Linked DNA regions of Mus musculus: region 1 is linked to region 2. A link is a contact called in ENCODE Hi-C or POLR2A ChIA-PET data. All regions are on one chromosome and are shown on one strand. Each heading gives the region's core, a stretch centred on a gene start or an enhancer-like site at or near the end of the contact. The rest is flanking DNA. Distances are from core to core; before and after follow the strand shown.

Region 1 (5,305 bases), core at 1,286-3,785, 110 kb after region 2:
ATTTTTGCCTGCATGTATATTTGTACACCACATATATGTCTGGTGCTCTTGTTGGCCAGAAGAGGGGATAGAATTCCTTAAAGCTAGTATAACTTGTGATTGTAAGCTGCCACCACCACCACATAGGTGCTAGGAATCAAATCTGGTCCTTTGCAAGAGCCATGAGTGCTTTTAACCACTTAGCCATGTCTTAATTTTAAGTAATTTTTTTTAAAGATTTATTTATTATTATACATAAATACACTGTAGCTCTCTTCACACACGCCAGAAGAGAGCATTAGATCTCATTACGGGTGGTTGTGAGCCACCATGTGGTTGCTGGGATTTGAACTCGGGACCTTCAGAAGAGCAGTCAGTGCTCTTACCCTCTGAGCCATCTCACCAGCCCAATTTTAAGTAATTTTTATCCAGAGAGAATATAATCTCTTTTTCATATCTAGTATCATTAGGAGACACTTAGGCCAGCATGTTATAGTATGTTTAATAATATGCTACAGTTTCCCAAGGTTTCTGTATAGGGAAATACCTTTTTTAGTAGGAAAAAAATTGCATTTGAGTTTATTTGCTAGTTATTTTTTTTAAGGGCTTTGTTGCTATCTAAAGATGTTCAAATTGACGGTAGATAGTTTAAAACATTTATTTATTTTATGTCCCTATGTGCTTGGTATGTACACACATGTACCTGAATAGATGTGTATACACTACATGTGAGGGCATTGGATCACCTAGAACTTGAGTTCAGGGCCAGCCTGGTCTACAGAGTGAGTTTCAGGACAATGAAGGCTACACAGAGACTAACAAGTTAAGCAGACAGTTTTAAAGGATGAATACACTTGTTATTTTCATTTTCCTTTTTGTGTGTGTGTGTGTGGTTTTTTTTGAGACAGGGTTTCTCTGTGCAGTCCTGGCTGTCCTGGAACTCACTTTGTAGACCAGGCTGGCCTCGAACTCAGAAATCTGCCTGCCTCTGCCTCCCGAGTGCTGGGATTAAAGGTGTGTGCCACCACGCCCGGCCACTTGTTATTTTCTTGATGGTACCTATGAATCCTGTTCACAGTTATCTGTTCTCAACCAGTGACTTGTTGGTGTATTACAGGTGTGCCTAACCACATCCACATGGGAGCAGGACCCCCACCTCAGTTTAACCGGATGGAAGAAATGGTACAGAAGTGGGAAGAGGAGGACTGGGGCTGTGCACCTTGGTGGTAGAGAATACTTGAACCGTTGGTTGACCTCCAGTGCTATCAGAAGAAAGTGTTGAGTCTCACTGTTTAGCTCTGGCTGGCCTGAAGCTTTCTGTGTAAACTATGAGAGATCTGTCTGTCTCTGCCTCCCAACTGCAAATACTAGAGATGTGTACCACCACGTCCAGACCTAGTTAATGTGACACCATGACCAAAGCAACTCATACAAGAAAGCACTTGGTTGGGTTTACAGTTCCAAGGGTTAGAGGCCACGGTGGCAGAGCAAAGATACATGGCAGTGGGTACATCTGAGAGTTTACATCTTGATCCAAAAGTAGGAGGCTGAGATAGCACACCTAGAATGGCCCAGTCTTGAAACCACAAAGCCTACCCAAGTGACATACCTCCTAATCTTTCCCAAACAGTTCTGCTAACTGGGGACCAGGCATTCAGATCTGGATTGTCTTCATTCAGATGGCCACGTTTGTTCTCTGTTAAAGCCAAAACAATCTTTTTATTGTTAAAGATGGTCCCTTATCCTTTAATGCAGACTGGCCTGGAATTTTATATAGTTCAGGTTAGCTTCACACTAATAGTCCTCCTGCCTTTGATTCCCACGTTCTGAGATAACAGGATTAGGCTGCCGTGCCAGCCAATGTAAGTTCTTGATAGCAGTTTTTCTGTTGATTACTCTTGGGGTTTTGTTTTGTTTTAATTGGGACCTCAGAAGTGTAGAGTGTTTAGGTTTAAATGCTTTTGTTTTTCACCAATTTTTTCTGCTCATTTTATGAACACTTATTAAACACTTCCATATACTAAGTCGTACAACATAAAGCAGGTAGGACTTGGTGTGAGGATCACCCTTTGGACTCTTAGTCAGCTCTTTCTATTTCAGGGCGTCCAGAGTGGTCGAGCTAAGCGTTACTCATCCCAGCGGCAGAGACCTGTGCCAGAGCCCCCTGCTCCTCCTGTGCATATCAGTATCATGGAGGGACATTACTATGATCCATGTGAGTTGTTACTTAAATCTAAAGGCAATTAAGTGACAAGCCTTCCGGCTACGCAGTGGTCATTTCACATTGTCTAGTTGCTATTTTCTTCATATGAGAAACTTAGAACCTTAAAGGTCTGCAGGACAGAAAGAGTTGCTGTTGTGGTATGAAGGGTCAGGGTTTGTAAGAATCTCCATATCTCTTACAGTGCAGTTCCAGGGACCAATCTATACCCATGGTGACAGCCCTGCCCCACTGCCCCCACAGGGCATGATCGTACAGCCGGAAATGCACCTTCCCCACCCAGGTAAGCCTGCGCGCGCTCCTCTCGTGTCGTGGTGTAGCACACCAGGGTTAGGGTTAGGACTCTACAAACGCTGTCTTTTCAATACCGTCATGCTGTCGGATGCTCACGGCCCTGGCTGCTTATGCAGCAAACTCCGTTTTAAACCCTATTCTAAGGACTACCCTCTGGCCTGTGTGCTTTGGGGTTCAAGTTAAGCCATCTCAACGTAAAGATGATGTCCTCGTCTACAGTTTTTGTTTTCCTTTTTTTGCCCAGGTTTACATCCCCACCAGTCACCAGGACCTCTGCCCAACCCGGGTCTCTACCCACCACCAGTGTCCATGTCCCCAGGACAGCCACCGCCCCAGCAACTGCTTGCTCCTACCTACTTTTCTGCTCCGGGTGTCATGAATTTTGGTAACCCCAATTACCCTTATGCTCCGGGAGCATTGCCACCTCCTCCACCTCCTCATCTGTATCCTAACACGCAGGTAAGATGCCTATGTTTCCTGGGTTTACATCCTTTATTCACTCAGGACTGTGGTAAGGGGAAATAGAATGTTAAAAGAATTGTCAGAGCATTTCAATGCCTCTGGTTCTCCTTCGTGGCACTAGGACGCCCCTTGGTGGTCAAGAACTGGAACTACAGCTTATGTAATGTTTTGTCATTGCTTATTTTCAGAGTTGTTTCTTGGTTTTTGTTTTTGTTTGACACGGGGTGTCTTACTGATAGCCCTCACTGACCTGGAACTTGCTCTATAGACAAGGCTGGCCTCAAATTCACAGATATTACCAGCTTGTGCCTCCTGAGTTCTGGGACTAACGGCATGTACCACCAAGCATGACCCTGTTTGGCTTTTTTGTTTTGTTTAAGGTAGAATCTCACTGTAGCCCCTGTTTGGCCTAGACTATATGATCCTCAGTCTCTTGACTCAGAGATCCTTGGGAAAGCCATGCTTGGCTCTCTCTTCAGTTTCCTTAAGGATCAGTGTCTTGCATTATATCTTGGGGTGTCCCCATGTGTTACTTACTCAGCTGTGCTAAGGAATGCGGTCTTCTCCTGGACAGCATATCTCATCCCTTTCCTGAGGGCACTTGGTACCATCTGGCATCTAGAATGCCAAGACTGAACTCAGCCTTTCTGTTGCCAGGCAGTGCAGTGATTGCAGAGCTGGACACTAAAGAATGAAACCAGGGACTGCAAGGTGGCTCAGTGGTTAGAGCACTTGCTGCTTTAGCGGAAGATCCAGGTTCAGTCCTGTCACCATGGTAGGCAGGCAGCTCACACTGACAGGAACTCCGGCTTGGGGGAATCTCATGACGTTTTTATGACCTCTTAGGGCACCACCATCACTCACACAGACACTGTCATAGTTAAGATTACTATTGCTGTAAAAGAAGACTGGTGGTGTGACCGAAAGCAACTTGGGGAGGAAAGGGTTTATTTTGCTTACGCTACTGCGTCACTGTTTATTATTGAAGGAAGTCAGGCCGGGGGGGGGGGGGGGGGGGGGGGCTGGTGGCAGGAGCTGAGGCAAAGGCCATGGAGGAGTGCTGCTCTTCAAGACATGCTTAGCTAGTTTTCTTTTTCTCTTTTCTTGTTTGTTTGTTTGTTTTTACAATCAGGAAAAACTGTGACTGTGCAGTATTTGACAGAGAAAACAATGCTATTGGACAGCTGGTGTTTTATTCAGATATCACTTTTATTATACATGGTCCAAGAACATTCGAATAAGAACACAAATAAAGCTGGGCGTGGTGGTGCACGCCTTTAATCCCAGCACTCAGGAGGCAGAGGCAGGCGGATTTCTGAGTTCAAGGCCAGCCTGGTCTACAGAGTGAGTTCCAGGACAGCCAGAGCTATACAGAGAAACCCTGTCTCGAAAAACAAAACAAAAACAAAAACAAAAAAAGATTGGTCTTAGCCGGGCGTGGTGGCACACGCCTTTAATCCCAGCACTCAGGAGGCAGAGGCAGGTGGAACTCTTGAGTTCGAGGCCAGCGTGGTCTACAAAGTGAGTTCCAGGACAGCCAGGGCTATACAGAAAAACCCTGTCTCGAAAAACCAAAAAAAAAAAAAAAAGATTGGTCTTTAAATGTAGCCAGCAATGCCAGGCTTACCAGTGATCTCCCGTTTTTTTTTTTTTTTGTTTTTTTGAGACAGGGAGTCACTATGTAGAGTAAGCAATCAACACCTCTCCCCCAAACACACAGACACACAAAAGTATGTCTTAAAAATGGATGGTCTTCGGTGCTTTTTGTTTTTGCAGTTAGCTAACGTTTTCTGATTTTTCACAATTTGGGTTAATACTTAACTTTTTTTTTCTTCTCCTGGCTGGCGGCGTCCTAGGCTCCACCACAGGTGTATGGAGGAGTGACTTACTATAACCCCGCCCAGCAGCAGGTGCAGCCCAAGCCCTCCCCACCCCGGAGGACTCCCCAGCCGGTCTCCATCAAGCCCCCCCCACCTGAGGTACGGCTCCTCCCACTCTCCTAGCATGTGGGTGCTGCTTTCTCCAGAGGGTCTGTCTTCTCTTCTTCTTCTGGTGTGTTTCTATGGAAGTGTGACATGATATGATAACAGTTTCCAATTTTATTATTTCAGGTTGTAAGCAGGGGTTCCAGTTAATAAGAGTTTTCGAATATTTTAAGTATAACATCATGTGAAAAAGTAAGTACCCAGTGTACTGTGACTCTCAGTGTAAGTCATTAGCCTCACACTGAGGTGCTTCATAAAACCACCTCATTAATGCTATCTCAGCTAACTTGATCTATGAATGCACTGGGCAGAATTGAAGCCATTCCTACATTCAGATTTTCATTTGGGAAACTGCAGAATGAAA
Region 2 (5,415 bases), core at 2,295-4,794:
AAGAGCAGCGTTACAAGGACACCTTGCTCAGTAAGAGAGAAAGCCCGCTGTGACCACCACCAGCCCCCAGTAAGGAGGCGTGGGATGTTGGAGGCATAGCACTCTCTATGTGGTTATTACACTAGCCAGATCATCACAGGCAATCGTTCTGCTGGGGAGGAGGGGAGCCAGCCTAAGCCACCATCTTTACTCTACTGCACGTGCAAGGACATACACCGGGGTTCACGGGTCCACACAGCTTCCTCTGGGCACAAGAACACACTACCACTCAGCTGCAGCCTAAAAGACCCACCCTTAGCACACGCCTTTAGTCCCGGCACTCGGGAGGCAGAGGCAGGCGGATTTCTGAGTTCGAGGCCAGCCTGGTCTACAGGGTGAGTTCCAGGATAGCCAGGGCTATACAGAGAAACCCTGTCTCAGAAAAACAAAAAGAAAAAGAGGGGAGAGAGAGAGAGAAAGAGAGAGAGAAAGAGAGAGAGAGAGAGAGAGAGAGACCCTCGCTCGCACTTGCTCATCCTCCCGTTTCCATGCCCTCACACCAGACTCTAACTCACCTTCTCTCCATGAAAGTACTTCTTCAACTTCACCAAGACCTGTGGAATCTAGACAGAGGGAGAAGAGAGGCACATCAATGGCCTTTTTCTCTTTCACTTATCCCAGAAGCCCGCGCATCCCCTGCTGTGGGCACTGAGGTGGGAGGGTTCTTGGGGCTCAGACAGTACTCTGAATAATTTGTAAGCCTACACACGGGTACCTGAGCACCCTATGTCTCTTGGCCTATAGGACACGGGCCCCCCACTTCTGCTGCCTCAACAAGGAAATCCTAACAGCAAATTGGAATCGAGGTCCAGAGGGAATCTGGGGCCACCGTCCCTGGCTCTCTTAGGTGACCAGAACTAACCTGGCTAAGGACGGGCTGAACAAGCAGCAGAACCCCAAGTAGCTAAAGCAGCCAAGCCTCTCAGAGACACTGACCAACTGAGCCTGTGCTAGAGACTCAGGAGGCTAGACTAAATGCCAGCAGGGGGACACACAGGGCAAAGATCCAGCACGCTGCTGCTTCTCCTGAGAGCTGTCCCTCAACTGGTTCTCCCAGCTCCCACGTCACCAGGTACCTTGAGGTAGGTGAAAGCTGTCCACTTCAGCTCCTGCGTGCCCTCGGGGGACTCAATGAGTCCCACAAAGCAAGCTTTCCAGATTTCCAGGACAAAGAGAGGTGTGGGGATATGCTGTAGGAAATCCAAGGGTGATGTAAGAGGCTCCTCCCCGTCTACAGGCTCCAAGAACCAGGCTGTGACTACACAGCAGGGTTCCAGCTCAGAACCAAGATCTGGAGGTCAGATGGCAAAAACTGTGTGAGACTGGCATCTGTGGTCCACCAGGGAATCAAGAAGAGCTCACGCCTTTAATCCCAGCACTTGGGAGGCAGAGGCAGGTGGATCTCTGAGTTTGAGGCCACCCTGGTCTACAAAGTGAGTTCTAGGACAGCCAAGGCTACACAGAGAAACACTGTCTCAGAAAAAAAAAAAAGAGCTATTCCTCTTAAGTACCAGCCTACTCCCTCTTAGCCCAAGTGGCCACCCACCCTGCTTGGCCACGCCTACCTGCATGCGCTTCACCATCATCAGCTGCTCCACCAGGGGCTGCATCTCCCCGGTCAGGTTCATGGTGCCCTCAAGCAAGATGAGTGCGTGGATGGTGGGGAAGCCGGTCTTGTGCAGTTGCTCGGAGTGCACGGACAGCATGCTGGGGATGCTGAAGAGAGACACCATTGGGGACGTGTTGGGAACTGAGGAGACAGCGGGACACACACACACACACACACACACACACACACACACACACAGACCATGGAGCCCATCTTCCCATCTCCGGCAGAAACCTAACCTCCTGATGAGTGTGCCGCAACGCTCAGCTTGGCTCCGGAGCTGGGGGTTGCTGAGATTGGCCAGGATCTCCCCAAGTTTTAGAAGAGAATGCTCTATGGCAGTCCAGGAGGCTGGTGGAGAAAAAGCAAGGCAGAAACTGCTGGGAAGGAGAGGCAGGGCGTGGTCCACACTCCCCGACCGTGGCGCTCCCTGGACCGTGAAAGCATCCAGCAAGGAACCTCTGAGGACGAGGAGGCAGAGTCCTGAGGGTAGGGTAAGGGGAGTAGGCACCGGGAACAAAGACCCCCCTAGCAACCATACCAAGGGCCTGACTTCCAGTGACTACACACAACTGACTCGAGACACACAAGCAATGGGAGCAAGGCACAGGGGTGGGTACAGCATCCAGTGGCCAAGCGGGGACAGTCACTTCTACTCTAGCTCCAAATACCTTGCCAACACAGCTTTTGAGTTTCTGCTCTTTGAATAGCTTACCCAGCTGGTGGAGCCCACTGGACACTCTCTTAAATGGCCGCACTCACGGTCTACAGCACATACTTAGTATTTAATTACTAGTCACTTATCCTAGTTACAAGCCCAAAGGGTCAAATGATGAATGACGGCACCAGTTAGCCAATTAACCTCCATGTAGCACAGGGACAAGAGAAAGACAACTGAGACCTGAGATCCATCAAAATGAAGTATTCATCTACTTTTCTACCAATAAACATTTATCAAGTGCCCAGGAAGGCAAGGCACTGCCAACACTAACAAGAAAGCAGATGAAGAAAAGCTGTCCGAGCAGCCCATTCTGACACAGTGATCGGTCTCTTTCTGGACTTTTCCCAGAGAGACTAATCCCCTAACAACCTCTCCCACTGAGCCCTGAAGACATGGGTGTCACCTATTTTAGCATTCCTGTCAATGGAGAACCCTTAGGTGGCCCTAGCTGCTGGGGCTCAGGACTCATGAAGACTTCCCTCCTATAAATCTGTAAGGTGCCAATGCTTAACAGAACTTGAGTTAAGAGAGAACAGCATCCAGTCATGGCTGACAGGCACTGAGTTTAACTGAAGTTCCGGGTCACACCTGAGTCATCTGCTTCTAGGCGAGCAACATGAAGACAGACAAGAGCAGACGACGTGCCTGTCTTGTCCTCCAATTTCTCCAGGCGCATGGCATTCCAATCTTACTCCCCACCAGTGTGTAAGCTTGCTGAGGGCAGGGACCCTGCCACATGCTCCTTTGGAAGCCCCCATCCCCCCCTCCAGCACCTGGCACAGTGCTGGACACACGAGAAGGCTCAGTAAATACCTGTTGGTTGATTGGCTCGGGTGCCACCCTGCCCAAGTCCCTGGGATGTATGCAATGCTTATGGGGAGAGAAAAAAGGAAGTGGGATGATTTCGGATCCTTCTAGAAAGAAGTGGGATGGCATCCTGCCTCTCCCCTCTCAATCAAAGGACCAGCTACAGAAGCAGCAGCAGGCAGGGTGTGGGGGAGTCAGGGGACATACAGGCCTCCTCTAGTTTGGCGATGTGTAGCAGGGCTCGGTTCTTGGTGCTGCTGAGGGTCTTCTCCAGGCACTGCAAGCACAAGGCAAGCTGCTTCTCCCCGGGGGCCGGAGTGCCAGCCTCCAGCCCTTCCTGGAGTCGCTCCGCAGAAGCTGCTGTACATCGAAGCAGCCAGTGGAGGGCGCTAAGGAGCGCTCGGCACAACCCGATGCATTCCTCTGCTTTGCCGTGGCAACTACCCAAAAAGGATGAAAATTTGTATCTATTCCAAAAGCTGAAATCCAACCCACACCAATGTTCCCCCAGAGTCTCTGGCACAACACTACTAGGGGACAGAGTTGGAAAGTTGGCAGAATCCTAGGTAAGACACCTAGTCTAGCCAGCTTCCACTAGACGAGATCTTAGAGTAGCTCTTCCAAATAGAGAAGAGGCACTTTGTCTTAAGGAAACAGAAGCTGGAGGTGGGAAGGCAGGCAGACAGAAGCAGCCTGGGACCCAGAGCTGGTCTCAGTCCGTCCCCTAGACTCTGGGCTTTCCTCGGCACTGAAAGGATGATGCAATGCTCTGAGCTTCCACATCCATCTCTCACCTGAGTCGGTCACAGAACATGTCCATGATATCCAGCAGAGCCTGGACACACAGGTCCCGGGAAAAGTCATCAAACTGCAGAAAGAACAGCGAGCAATGGAGGGGGCTCAGCACTACCTCTCACAAGCTCTGCTACCTCTCCTCCCCAAGCCCTGGGCCACAGACTTGCCACATGGAAATGTGTTCCTAATTTCCAGGACCTCCTTCCTGGGCGGGGGGCATCAGGTGTTGCCTATCCAGCCTCAGGGGACACATGACCTGAGTGGCCAGGCTGGTAGCCTTATTTGCCCCCTCCCACAGCTCCTGAGAGCCACAGTCATACCTTACTGATGGCGGTGAGCACAGAGGAGCAGGACACCATCTAGAAAGAAGGAAGACACAGGACGTTGAGACAAGTCATCTACTTGGGAGGGGCAAGCACTGATGCTTAAACTGCCACAGCGTGAGGTCCCCAACCCCTTCCCTTCAAGAGGTTTCCTCAGCTCATTAAAAGGCCCACAGTAACATGTGCTGTCCTTATCGCTGCTTCCATCAGACTCAGTGCAAGTGGCATGCGTATAAGCCGAATGAGAGGGTTTCGAGTACCCAAAGGCATCCTGCCTTGTCTTTATGCTGTTCCTTTCCAAAACTAAATGAAGTTCAACTGGCCACTAGTGGGCAAAAGAATCACCCAGAATGACGGTCTTGTCTTGTATGGGGTCAGGGAGTCCTGGGGATGAAGCTCAGCCCCACGCCTGCTAGGCAAGGGTGGAGACGTGACTCTGCTGGACTGAAGATGCACTTCGGTGGTCAGTGCCGGCCTAGCATGTGTCCTAATTTCAACCTGAAGCACAGAGGCGGGTGTGTGCATGTGAACTATTTGAGCCTCTACACTAATCAGGCCCATTGCTCCTTTTATCAAGATTAACTGTGCCGGGCGGTGGTGGCACACACCTTCAATCCTAGCACTGGGGAGGCAGAGGCAGGCAGCTCTGTTTGAGGCCAGCCTGGTCTACAGAGCAAGTCCCAGGACAGCCAGGGCTACACAGAGAAACCCTGTCTTTACAAAACCAACCAACCCACCAGCCAAAAAGATGAGTGGAGGCTGAGGTGTAGCTCGGCAGGGAACTGCAGTAGAGTACCTGCCAAGATGAGCAAGACCTGGGGCTCAAGCCCCAGCACCAGAAAAATTACAACAGTGACCATGGAGGACACAGTGACAGCCCCCGTAGTCACAGCTACTTGGGAGGCTAAGACTAAAGACCCACTGAGTCTTTGAATGTGACATCAGTCTGACCGTCACAGCAAAGCTTTGAGTCAGCAGAGACACGGGTGTGAGTTATCTGATTTGGACAAGGACTGACAAACATCTTCTCCAGGAAACAAGAGGCGCCTACTGCCTCCACGGATCAGGGAACCACTGTCAGTAATCACGCAGTCCTGACATTTGTAGAGTGAATACATGAA

What was found. Hi-C counts contacts between places; a loop is a spot of excess contacts on that map. ChIA-PET counts read pairs that join two places held with the same protein, here RNA polymerase II (POLR2A).
Region 1: a map of v-Abl transformed pro-B cells shows a loop between it and region 2 (2.8-fold over the local background). The contact joins two enhancer-like sites. A Hi-C loop is called at or near these places in 10 of 37 maps with a recorded cell type or tissue (adrenal gland, gastrocnemius, heart and 2 more). POLR2A ChIA-PET finds 5 or more read pairs at or near these places in 1 of 5 experiments (Patski).

The regions. Positions count from the first base shown.
Region 1 is chr11:98,826,476-98,831,780 of GRCm38, forward strand. It overlaps Casc3 (cancer susceptibility candidate 3), which reads left to right. Exons shown (of 14, transcript NM_138660.2): 8 at 1,097-1,161; 9 at 2,080-2,194; 10 at 2,385-2,483; 11 at 2,739-2,953; 12 at 4,813-4,935; 13 at 5,068-5,133. The coding sequence ends at 5,091. Among named protein-coding and RNA genes, the nearest start is that of Rapgefl1, 7.7 kb to the right of the region's middle. Within about 2 kb of position 2,536, at least 1 of the 3 ENCODE cell types and tissues checked has a DNase peak (open chromatin) inside an H3K27ac peak, as active enhancers do.
Region 2 is chr11:98,714,527-98,719,941 of GRCm38, forward strand. Med24 (mediator complex subunit 24) reads right to left here. Exons shown (of 26, transcript NM_011869.3): 4 at 4,292-4,330; 5 at 3,971-4,044; 6 at 3,384-3,616; 7 at 1,888-1,999; 8 at 1,605-1,755; 9 at 1,116-1,229; 10 at 555-602. It also overlaps the pseudogene Gm31252. Among named protein-coding and RNA genes, the nearest start is that of Med24, 12 kb to the right of the region's middle. Within about 2 kb of position 3,545, at least 1 of the 3 ENCODE cell types and tissues checked has a DNase peak (open chromatin) inside an H3K27ac peak, as active enhancers do.